3 separate regions of the Homo sapiens genome follow, and all the other regions are linked to region 3. The links are chromatin contacts, found by Hi-C or POLR2A ChIA-PET in ENCODE. All regions are on one chromosome and are shown on one strand. Each heading gives the region's core, a stretch centred on a gene start or an enhancer-like site at or near the end of the contact. The rest is flanking DNA. Distances are from core to core; before and after follow the strand shown. Region 1 holds the start of MYSM1 (Myb like, SWIRM and MPN domains 1). Region 2 overlaps LOC112268263 (a long non-coding RNA gene). Region 3 has its middle 19 kb from the start of LINC02777.

The links. A loop is a pair of places that touch in the nucleus more often than their neighbours do. ChIA-PET counts read pairs that join two places held with the same protein, here RNA polymerase II (POLR2A). Pooled maps may share reads with other maps.
Region 1: a loop to region 3 is called in a pooled map, with 2.1 times the contacts of the local background. The contact joins the promoter of MYSM1 here to the enhancer-like site in region 3. A Hi-C loop is called at or near these places in 1 of 50 pooled maps. POLR2A ChIA-PET finds 5 or more read pairs at or near these places in 3 of 52 experiments (CD8-positive, alpha-beta T cell, Caco-2 and GM12878).
Region 2: a loop to region 3 is called in a pooled map, with 2.2 times the contacts of the local background. The contact joins two enhancer-like sites. A Hi-C loop is called at or near these places in 1 of 50 pooled maps. POLR2A ChIA-PET finds 5 or more read pairs at or near these places in 3 of 52 experiments (CD8-positive, alpha-beta T cell, Caco-2 and GM12878).

What each region holds. Positions count from the first base shown.
Region 1 is chr1:58,698,251-58,702,169 of GRCh38, reverse strand. MYSM1 (Myb like, SWIRM and MPN domains 1) reads left to right here and starts at 2,108. Exons shown (of 20, transcript NM_001085487.3): 1 at 2,108-2,185. The coding sequence starts at 2,118. RefSeq lists enhancers at 1,934-2,343, 2,554-2,613.
Region 2 is chr1:58,725,748-58,729,535 of GRCh38, reverse strand. All of the region lies in intron 5 of LOC112268263 (a long non-coding RNA gene), which reads right to left. Among named protein-coding and RNA genes, the nearest start is that of MYSM1, 28 kb to the right of the region's middle. RefSeq lists an enhancer at 1,487-2,686 and a silencer at 2,648-2,697. Within about 2 kb of position 2,000, at least 5 of the 41 ENCODE cell types and tissues checked have a DNase peak (open chromatin) inside an H3K27ac peak, as active enhancers do.
Region 3 is chr1:58,921,152-58,925,129 of GRCh38, reverse strand. No RefSeq gene overlaps it. Among named protein-coding and RNA genes, the nearest start is that of LINC02777, 19 kb to the right of the region's middle. RefSeq lists enhancers at 2,186-2,685, 2,686-3,187. Within about 2 kb of position 2,579, at least 21 of the 41 ENCODE cell types and tissues checked have a DNase peak (open chromatin) inside an H3K27ac peak, as active enhancers do.

The sequences.
Region 1 (3,919 bases), core at 859-3,358, 220 kb after region 3:
CCTCCCGAGTACCTGGGACTACAGGTGCCCACCAACACGCCCAGCTAATCTTTTGTATTTTTAGTACAGACGGGGTTTCACCGTGTTAGCCAGGATGGTCTCAATCTCCTGACCTGGTAATCCACCCGCCTTGGCCTCCCAAAGTGCTGGGATTACAGGTGTGAGCCACCGCGCCCGGCCAGCCCATTACATCTTTTTAAGAAACCCTAATTTTGCTCTAAATTAAATTCAACAGACATCTTTAAGTGCCTACTCTGTTCCAGGCATGGTGTTACCAGTGGGACTGGTTACTGGATAAGCCCACTGACAACAGAAGCAGCACTCCCATGGTGGCCTGAGAATGGGCCCTAGCAGTGTTTGGTTTCTGAACTGGGCTCTCCCTCTTTGCAATTCTTTCTCTCCATCTTTTGCCATCATATTCAGAGTGCAGCCTGAGAACAAAGGTGAGATGGGACAAATTGGGAATAGTGTGAGAAGTGAGGTCATTTAATTAATTAATTAATTCATTCATTCCTCTGTTCAATAGTTATTGAGCACCTGCTATGTGTCACTATGCTGAATATTGGTAGTGTAAGGACTAGCAGACGTGGTCTTTGTCCTTAAGGAATTCACAGTCCAGTGCAGAAGGCAGACGGATGAAAAATTACAAGGTGTGAGTGATAGCTGCTAAGGCAGGGGAATGCAGAAGGGTTTTTTTTTCTTTTCTTTTTTTTTGAGATGGAATCCCGCTCTGTCACCCAGGCTGGAATGCAATGGCGTGATCTCGGCTCACTGCAACCTCTGCCTCCTGGGTTCAAGCGATTCTTGTGCCTCAGCCTCCTGAGTAGCTGGGACTACAGTTGCCCACCACTACGCCCAGCTAATTTTTGTATTTTTAGTAGAAACGGGGTTTCACCATGTTGGTCAGGCTGGTCTCGAACTCCTGACCTTGTGATCCGCCCTCCCTGGCCTCCCAAAGTGCTGGGATTACAGGTGTGAGCCACCGCATCTGGCTGTCAGTATCTAATTTCTTGAGAAACTATAAACTAGACAGAAGTGGTGTTTATCCTCCAATTTCTAACAACATGATTGTTACATGGTGAGCACTCAGTAGAGGGTCAACAAAGCCTGGATTCTACTCCTGGCTCTGTCTTTGAAGCTACCTGTCCTTGGACAGTCATTTCAGCTCTCCAGGCCTCAGTTACCTCACCTGTAAAGTATAACTGGTGATATTAGCTCTGCCTACCTCACTGGGACACTGTAAGGATTAATGGTCATGAGCGTGATTTTTAAATTGCAAAGACGTCTACAAAATAAATTACACAATCATAAGTTATATTCTTAAATATTTGTTGAATTTTAAAATAAAAGTTGTTCAGCACTTAGGTGAAATGCTGAACGACTTCACATAAGTGCTGCACGACCCTTTTCTTTAAAAAACAAAGAGAGAGACTTAAATAACCAGCAGGTATGCAACCTTCAGTTCACAAAGCGGGTCTAGCTTGACTTTTTCATCAGTCCAGAAAGATACTGCTGTTATCCCCATTTTATCAGTGAGAGCAGTGAGGTCCCAAAGAATGTGTGCAAGAACAGAAGCTCTTAGAAGCTCAGGAGGGCCCGGGCGCGGTGGCTCACGCCTGTAATCTCAGAGCTTTGGGAGGCCGAGGCGGGCGGATCACCTGAGGTCGGGAGGTCGGGAGTTCGAGACCAGCTGGGCAACATGGTGAAACCCTGTATCTACTAAAAATACAAAAATTAGCCGGGCGTGGTGGCGCATGCCTGTAATCCCAGCTACTTGGGAGGCTGAGGCAGGAGAATCGCTTGAACCCGGGAGGTGGAGGTTGCAGTGAGCTGAGATACGCGCCATTGCACCCAAGCCTGGGCAACAAGAGTGAAACTCCCTCTCAAAAAAAAAAAGCTCAGGCGTGGGCCACTTCCCAAGGTCTCTACATGTCAACAAGTTAGAAAGGACCAAGCCCCAGGCCTCTGGGGGCGCCTTTGCTCTGGAAACCCCGCCTCCCGGCACGGGAGGGGCCGGACGACGCTTCAATCCCGCCCCGTGACGCGTTAGGCCCTGCCCCCGGGCCATCTTCGTCTCGCGGGATCTCTCGGGAGGACGGACGGGGTCAGGTCCCATCATGGCGGCTGAAGAGGCGGATGTGGATATCGAAGGGGACGTGGTAGCGGCGGCGGGGGCACAGCCAGGGTGAGGCTTAGAGACCGGGTCTCTCTGGGGCGGAGAGGGGAGTGGATTGAAGGAGCGGGCCCTGGGAAAGCTGCAGGTCCGGCAAGGGAAAAGGGAACAGAAGACTGTCCCCTGGGCCAGGGTCTCTTGTTGGCCTGGGAGGCACCTCGCCCGCCGGCTTGTCCCAAGCCCAGCGGGCAGGGCGGTTACCTGGAGCTCAGGTACTCCTGGGTCGCTTTCACCTTTTGCCGGATGCTGTGAGGGCACCGATTTCGCCTACCACATTGCGTTTGATTTACATTTAGATTCCTTCTTCCGTTCCCTCCTTTTCAGGATCTCATCGACAGTAACTAGAACAAGAGCGGCTACGGACGAGACCTGAGGTCAGGGACTCTTGTTCTATGGCTTGCTAGCCGTGTGACCTTGGGCGAGTCGTTTCATCCCTTCTTCCACATGGGGATAGTTGTAAAACTTCCCGAGAAGCAGGTTGACTTAAATGGGCCAGGTTTTAGAGTTGGACAGTTCTGGGTTTTCCTTCTGCATTTGCTCGCCCTACCAGTTAATAGCAATGTGACCTTGGGCAAGACACTTAACTTGTCTGAGCCTCAGACTGCTCATATTTAAACTGGGAGTCATGATATGTAATTGGGAGGATCAAATGAAATGATTATGAGATATGCTTTAGCATACGGTAGGTGCCCTCTGAATGTATTCTTTACCATCCTGTTACCCTCGGGGACAGTACTGTGAGAATCCAGTAAGGGATCACATTTTTTAAAATACCTGTTCCAGCAGAACAAACAGCCCAGTGTGATTTGACACAGAACCTCCTTTGACTCCTTGCTTTCTGAATCAAAAATGAGTCTCCTTTTAGTCATGAAGAGTCCTAGACTAGCCAGGAATCAGAAAGCCTGAGTTCTAAAGTCAGCCAGCTATGTTGTTTATAATTATGTACAATTTCCTTAGAACTGTATTAGCTTGAACCATATGAAATTGCCAATATTTAGACCATTTTTGTTCTATAAAGCGGCAACTTCATGTAGTTCAGCCTAATATTAGGGCCTCTGTGAACAGGGGAGAAGTACTAACCCAGCGCTTGAGGCACTAAGATAGTGTGTTTAGAAGTGTATCATGAACTCTAAAGCCCTATAAAGACGTGAGGGGTGATTAAACTCATATGGTCATTGTCCCTCAAAGCTTTGCAGATGAGTAGGGAGCCCTTAATAACAATACTTGTTGACATTCATTTAGTGTTTAAATCTTGACCAAGTGCTTTTGCATGTTTGATTTAATTTACTTTTCGCAACAAGTTAATGAAATAGGTTGGCAGGGATACTTATCTGCAGTCTAGAAAGAAATGAGCTGGCCTTGGAAACACTGAAGATTGGTCACCTGAGGGCATTGGCTGTATGCTTCTTCCATAGATTTATCTTTCTGATTGTGTTTCATTTTTCCCCTTTTCTCTTTCTTCCTATTTTAGTTGAGGCCTAGGTCTACTGGTGGCACTTGTGGTAACAAGCAGGATTACAAAGGTTATTGGTTCCTGATGATGGTTACAATTATTGTCTTATACAACCCCAAGGAGTATCATTAATATTATATTCTGGGCCAGGCATGGTGGCTCACGCCTGTAATCCCAGCACTTTGGGAGACCGAGGCGGGCAGATCACGAGGTCAGGAGATCGAGACCATCCTGGCTAACACGGTGAAACCCCATCTCTACTAAAAATACAAAAAATTAGCTGGGCGTGGTGG
Region 2 (3,788 bases), core at 751-3,250, 200 kb after region 3:
GTACATATATGTACATATACTGTATAATATATAATATGTGCAATATTATATTATATATTATTATATATTATATCATTTATTAATATATCATTTTATGTGAAATGCATAATATATTAATATATGTAATTCATATTATATATTACATATAGTATGTAATTTAGATTATATATTACATATAATATGTAATTTTGATTATATATTACATATAATATGTAATTTTGATTATATATTACATATAATATGTAATTTTGATTATATATTACATATATGTAATTTATATTATATAATCATATATTATTATATTATAGTGCATGACATATTATATAATTATGTATTATTATATGTTATATATAATTACAGGTTTTCTGTTATATATTATAATATATAATGATCATATATAATATGTAATATGTAATAGTTATATATTGCATTTATAATAATCTATTATTGTGTACCCAATAATCTATCATTGTATATATTATATATTAAGTATACATTATAATATCTTATTGTACATAAATTATATGTTACATATATAATGATATTTTATTGTATATGAAATATTGTATATATGATACATAATATAAATGTATGTAAAATAAGTATTATATACATAATAAATATTATCATGTATAGTATGTATAATAATTTGTTATCACATATTTAATAATATATTATACTTATGTATATAATACACACACTATATATATTTATATATATCTGGCACACAGTGGATGCTCAATATCCTATTGGTATCTGTAAGTATGCCTCAAAAACTCTACTTTTTACATTGTTTCCTCCCTCAGTACTGTGCTTATAGAATGTGTGTCTATCTACTTTGTGCAACTACACATTCCTTGTGTTTTTTATGAGTGTTGTGGGAGAGGACAGATGAATAATGTACGTTGAGTATCTGCCATAGACCAGGCTTAAGTGAGATGCTTTTCATACAGTATTTCGTGGCTCCTTCCCCAAACTCTGTAAGGAGACATTGAATCCCCATCACAGGGTGATGAAAGTCCAAGGACCTTGGACCATGTGTGATGCCATATTCTCTGCATCATATTTGTGCATCGTAGTGTAGGGACCGAGGTCAAAGCAATTGTTCAGTAAATATAGGAGAATTCTCCCTTGGATTCTTTTTTTTTTTTTTTTTTTGAGACGGAGTCTCGCTGTGTCACCCAGGCTGGAGTGCAGTGGCAGGATCTCAGCTCACTGCAAGCTCCGCCTCCTGGGTTCAGGCCATTCTCCTGCCTCAGCCTCCCGAGTAGCTGGGACTACAGGCGCCCGCCACCACACCCGGCTAATTTTTTGTATTTTTAGTAGAGACGAGGTTTCACCGTGTTAGCCAGGATGGTCTCGATCTCCTGACCTCGTGATCCGCCCGCCTCGGCCTCCCAAAGTGCTGGGATTGCAGGCATGAGCCACCGCTCCCGACTCTCCCTTGGATTCTTGAGGCCCCTTCCTGGAGTCTAATGCTCACTAAGGCTCGGTATTTGTGAGCAAGCACTTTGGAGTCAAATACTTTGGCTCTTCCACCTTCCAGCTCTCAGACTTTTGACAAGTTCTTAACCACTATGTGCCTCAGTTTAAATCAATTGTAAAATGGAAATCATGATAACATCTACCTCATATTATATTTGTTTTCAGAATAAAATGAAATAGTATATGTAAATTATTTTGTATAGTGCCTAGCATATAGTAAGTGCTCAATAAATGTCCCCTGAGTGGCACTACTGGAAAGATTCAGGAAGCTGCCTATCCAGCGTGGTAGGTCTAAGCCTCAGCAGCCTGCAGAAACTTGGGTGCTGTTGTTCACGGGAAGTGAAGCCCATTTTTAGCTGTGACAGTCTCACAGTTGACAAAGGAATGGTATTCATTTCCTTCAAAAGTTGTTTTGTTCTCTTTCCAAGGCTTTAGGGCAAATACTGGCTCAATAGGAAGCTCTCCGAAGGGTGAGTCAACAGTCACTCATTCTAAAAGGTGATTCACATGCCAGAGTGTGCAGTCCACAAATGTTATGGGGGTGGTACCTCTTGGGGAGAGACTGACAATGCCCTTAAATGAGTTGTTTATGATCACAAGCTGCTCATGAACAGACATGAGAACAGATGTGCCAATTAATTTCTCATATCCCCTCCACACTCCTTCACAAAGGGCACAACTCTTTCTCAAAAAGATGCTAAACTTGAGAATGACTAGCATCATTTCTCCCAAACCCCAGGCCTTTTCAAAACTTGGGCTCACCGAGAGTCAGAGGTAGAGCTGGAGATTTGGATGTTTCAAAGATTTGTGCATTCATATTGAGGTAAAATGAGAAAATTCTTGAAAAGCTGCCTGGAGGGGGATTTTGGAGTCTTGGGGGATTTCAGTGGATTGATGGCCTTGCTCCTGAATTTTTACTTGATGACAAACATTTTGTCAAAATCCAAAATTATTAATCTAATATTTTTCTGTTTGTTTCTTCCAGTAGACTGTGCACACCTCAGGGATACCAAATCTTACTTTGTATCTGTAACAGGTATGTTTGTGAAGTCCAGCATTAGCAATGTGTCAAAATGCCTGAGTCTGAATCTGAGCTTTAGGCAAGTTATTTAATCTCTCAGTGCCCCAATTTCCTCATCTATAATATGGAGACTCCAAATAATACCTACCTGGTAGGGTTACTGTGAACATTAATTGATCTGATGCATTGCCACTCAAAGTGGGATCCAAGACCAAAACAGGTCTACAAACTGTTAGCTGTCCCCTGACAGTTACCTACAGGAAGTAAGAGTAACCTCTGTAGCCGTTGCATTTTACCACAGTAGTTTCATTATATTTTACAAATATATTGGACAGTAGTAGATCATAAAACAATTTTTTAACTAGTTCTTCATCATTATTTGAGACCCACTAGTAATGTATCTCTTCTAATATAGATGTGTTCCAGCATCTGCTTATTAAAATGTATATTGTTTTATTATAAATACACTCCTCTAGCTTCTTCTTCATGATTTTTCCTTCATGGTTGTCTTTGAGCTTGGTGCGTCAGTAGTATGATTTCTATTTCTGGATTTTTTTTTTCTTTTCTTTTTTGAGATGGAGTCTCACTCTGTCGCCAGGCTGAAGTGCAGTGGCACAATCTCGGCTCACTGCAACCTCTGCCTCCTGGGTTTGAGCAATTCTCATGCCTCAGCCTCCTGAGTATCTGGGATTACAGGCATGCACCACCACATCCAGCTAATTTTTGTATTTTTAGGAGAGATGGGGTTTGATCATGTTGGCCAGGATGGTCTCGATCTCCTGACCTTGTGATCCACCCACCTCAGCCTCCCAAAGTGCTGGGATTGCAGGGATAAGCCACCACGCCTGGCCTATTTCAGGATTTTTAAAGGAGATACGTATAATGTGTATTACTACAAGTGGGTGTTATAGAGTTGACAAGCACTAATGAAGAGTTTTATTTAATGTAAGGGCTTGGATTTGATTCTAGGATGGAGTAAGAGTGCTATAGTGTTCTAAGTGAAAAACCGGGGAGCATGATGTGAGAGGGGCTTCTAAGAAATTTCATCCTCTGGCAATCTGATGGGTGATAGGATCTCCTTCTGGGTTCCAGGAAAGCTCCCTTGATGAGGTCCTGGTTGAAAGCATCCTTTCCCACCTAATAGGGAACTCCATATCGTAGAGTATGGATTTTGCTCAAAATTAACTTATGAAATATTGGACCAGAGCAAATATTTAACCAGTGAAACTGTCATAAAAGTTACTGTTTTCCAAGTCTGCTAGTTCAAAAGCATTTAAGGGGG
Region 3 (3,978 bases), core at 1,330-3,829:
GGGAGATTTATTCACAAGTAAATGAGATCATTGCTGCTGATTGGGATTTGCATCATGTGGGGCTTACCAGAGTGATGTGATAGAAAGTTTTTGTTCTAGAGCTGTTCACATGCTACTGAGCCAGACCTTGCAGCCCCCGAGGCAGTTTCCATCTCACATGATTAGTAGGGGCTTTACAAACTCAGAGACAATGCAGTTAACTCAGAGTGGGAGGGATTGGGTGGGGAGGAATCAGGGAAGGCTTCCTGAAGAAGAAGCATCCCAGTGGTTTTAAAGACGACTAGAAGTTCTCCGGGAAAGGGGTGGGGAATATTCTAGGCCTGTGCAAGGACAGGTGGCAGAAGGCCAGTGGGCACACTGCAAGGGGTGACTGAGCCTTAGTGTGAGGTGGGAAGAAAAGAGGTGAGGGAGACGGGCATGAATCAGGTCCAGAAGCACCCTGTTAGGATGGTTAGTTTTATGTGTCAACTTGACTAGGCTATAGTACCCAGATATTCAACCAAACACTAATCCAGGTGTGCTGAGAAGGTATTTTGTGAATATGGTTAATACCTAAAATCAGTTGACTTTAAGTAAAGAAGATTGTCCTCAATCACATGAGTGGGCCTCAGTCAGTCCATTGATAGGCCTTAAGAGCAAGACTGAGATTTCCCTGAGAGAGAAAGAATTCAGCTTGTGAACTGCAGCTTCAGCTCTGCCCAAGAGTTTCCAACTGGCTGACCTGCCCTGCATATATCAGAAATGTCTAGCAAGATCCCACAACTACAGAAGCTAATTCCTTGAAGTAAATCTCTAGATAGACAGATAGATAGATGATAGATAGATAGATAGATAGATAGATAGATAGATAGACAGACAGATAGAAAGAGAGATAAGATGGATAGATTAGATTATATATAGATTTGATAGATAGGTGGGTAGATAAGATAAATAGATAAATTAGATAGATAAGGCAGATGATAGGTAGATAGACAAGATAGATAGATATAGATAGAAGATAGAAAGATAGATAGATAGATAGATAGATAGATAGATAGATAGATAGATAGATAGAATCCTAGTCTCTTACTGATTCTGTTTCCCTGATAGACTCCTTCCTGACTGATACACATCTACCTAGCTAAGAGACTTAGACTTCATCATTAAGGTGATGGGAAGGACTCATGGAGGGTTTAAGCAAAGGCGCAGCATAACCAGATTTGTGGGGGTTTTTTTTTGTTGTTGTTGTTTGTTTGTTTGAGATGGAGTCTCGCTCTGTCACCAGGTTGGAGTGCAGTGGCTCAATCTCAGCTCACTTCAACCTCCGCCTCCCAGGTTCAAGCAATTTTCCTGCCTCGGCCTCCAGAGTAGTTGGGACTATAGGCACACGCCACCATGCCCAGCTAATTTTTGTATTTTTGGTAGAGACAGGGTTTCACCACGTTGGCCAGGATGGTCTCGATCTCTTGACCTCGTGATCCACCCGCCTCGGCCTCCCAAAGTGCTGGAATTACAGACGTGAGCCACCGTGCCCAGCCTGTGTTTTTTAAAAATAGCTCTGGCTGCAGTGTACAGTGCATTGGACGGGGCAAGCCTGGAGTCGCTGGGAGACCAGGTTGGAAGCAGTTGCCTGAACTAAGTCATGGCAATGAGAACATCCAGAAAAGAGGGAATCAACTCAAGTGATACTATGGAAGCAGAATTGGCAAGACTTGGTGGCCAATTGCAAAAGAGGGTGAGGGAGAAGGGAGTTACAAGGAGCCCCAGACCCTTGGACATCTTGGTAGAAGCAGGGTAAGTGCTATAAGAGCAGGGACTATGTCCTCTCCTTTGCTGTAAACTTTACTCCTTGAACAGTACCTGCACCTGGAAGGTGTTTATTACACATTTACTGAATGAATGGCCGTGCAATTCTCTGAGATCCAGATCACGGGTTGGATGATTGGGTGGTGAGGATGAGGAATACACAGTGCAGGAGAACCTCCTTTCTCCTCACTCCATATACTCTCAGAGTGACTTCGGTCCAGGCTTGTGGTATTAAGCACCCTGGGAGTATACAGAGTGAGGAGAAAGGAGATTGGGGACCGAACCTTGGAGAAATTGCAGCATTTAAGGACTGAAGGAAGGAAAGGATCCCTTAGAGGAGAATGAGAAAGTGGCCAGATGGGGAGGAAGGGAATCAGAGGCCACAGAGTCAGAGAACACACCAGGACAGAATGCTCCCACTGCTGCTGAGGGGTGTCATTTAGATTTACAACAGTGACCTTGGGCAGGGCGGTTTTGTTTGGCATCAAGGGGACAGAGGCCAGACTGCAGACATTTGCAGAAGGCATGGGAAATGAGGTAGAAGAGGCAGTGTCTCCAGTGGTTTCTCTCAACCTTCCTACCAAAGAGTTGACAGACAGCTCATTACCACCTCATTTTAAAGGGCCTGAAACTGAGGCACACAGAGACAAAGTTGGTTCAAAGTCATCAGCAAAGGGGAGTTCTGCTAGAAGACCACAGCTGTCCAGACCGCACACTACCTTTTATGACTTGGCAGGATACAGACTTTGAAAGAATGGTTGTGCAGGGTGGGGCCCAGGCCCTGTACCGGCTGATCGCTGACGACGTGCAGGGCAAGAGCCTCCAGGGCGTGCGAGAACATTTTCTCAAGGGGAACCACCTTCCCTTGAAACAGCTTGTTCTGCTGAGTTGACAGGAGAGAGGAATGGGGACTCCTCAGTCCCGGGCCTTGTGCCAAAACACGGAGCAAAGGCTCCGGGGAGGCTGGGCCTGGCTGCCGTCTCCCTGGGCCCTGTGTGGGCCATCCCAGCACCTCTAGCCTCTCAGGGCACTGGAGTGAGGCCGCATGTGTCAGATTTGTTTGTTTTGAACTAATATTAAAAGAGTACTTACTATGGGACAGACCCGATATTCATCATTTTATGTACTCGAATTTACTAAATCCTCATTACATTCTTTAAGGAATGTATGCTGATTGTCCTTATTTAAAGATGAAAAATCTATCCCAGAGAAGTGAAGTCACTTGCCCAAGCCTTCACAGCTAGTTCTGTAGGTGGGAGAGCAGGGATGCTCAACTTTTGAACCTGTGGGGTGGACAAATATTTAGCCTTGGAGTGTGGGTTCAAATCATCCCCAGACGCAGGAATAAGGATCCAGGTCAGGTCAGGCTTCCCTCTCTGGCTCTGGGACCTTGGGTAAGTTACATCACTTCTCTGAGACTCGGCTTCCTCATCTGTAAAATGGGAGACATGTTGCTCACCTCACAGGATAAAAGAAAATGTTTTTAAAGTATCTCATGGAGAGTCTCCAGTCTAGGGTGGGTGCTCCATGAAGGTTAATTCTCCTTCCCCCTCTTTTTTTCCCCCCAATAAGCTTTGGTCCAAACCAGTATGTTGGAAGATTAGGGCAAAAGAACTGGACTGTGAATCAGAAAAAAGCAAGAGTCTAATGCTGCTTCTGAAGCCTAATTATTTATTTTGAGCAAGTCACTTTTCCTTGATAGAGCCTCAGTCAGTTTCCTCAGCTCTAAAATATGGGAAGATCAGCTTAGTCCAGGATGGCATTCAAGCCCCAAGCACCTCCCTCCATGCCTTTGCAGGCATCACCAATTGATCATGACCTTTTCCACCGAGCCAGAGTAACACCCAAGAACTCTTCTTAGTAATGACTTCCTATAGGTTGTGTGTAATTCTTCCAGTAAGCAATTACGCCGTGGGTTAAATCACCATATTTCAAGAATGTACTTGCTGAGATGCAAATCCCTCTGATAAAGATAACATATTAATCTTGTCATCTATTTGCATTAGTAAGGATAAGTTCATATAGGAGCTCCAGAAAGCACAGGTAAGTTTGTTGTTGCAGTTTTGTGTTTGGGGTTTTGTTTCATCTTAAATCGGGTGGGGTATAGATGAATAAGCCTGGGATAGAGGATTGATCTGTGCATCCAGAAGAAAACAGGGAAAGGGACAGTTATCGAGAGGAAGTGACCAGTAA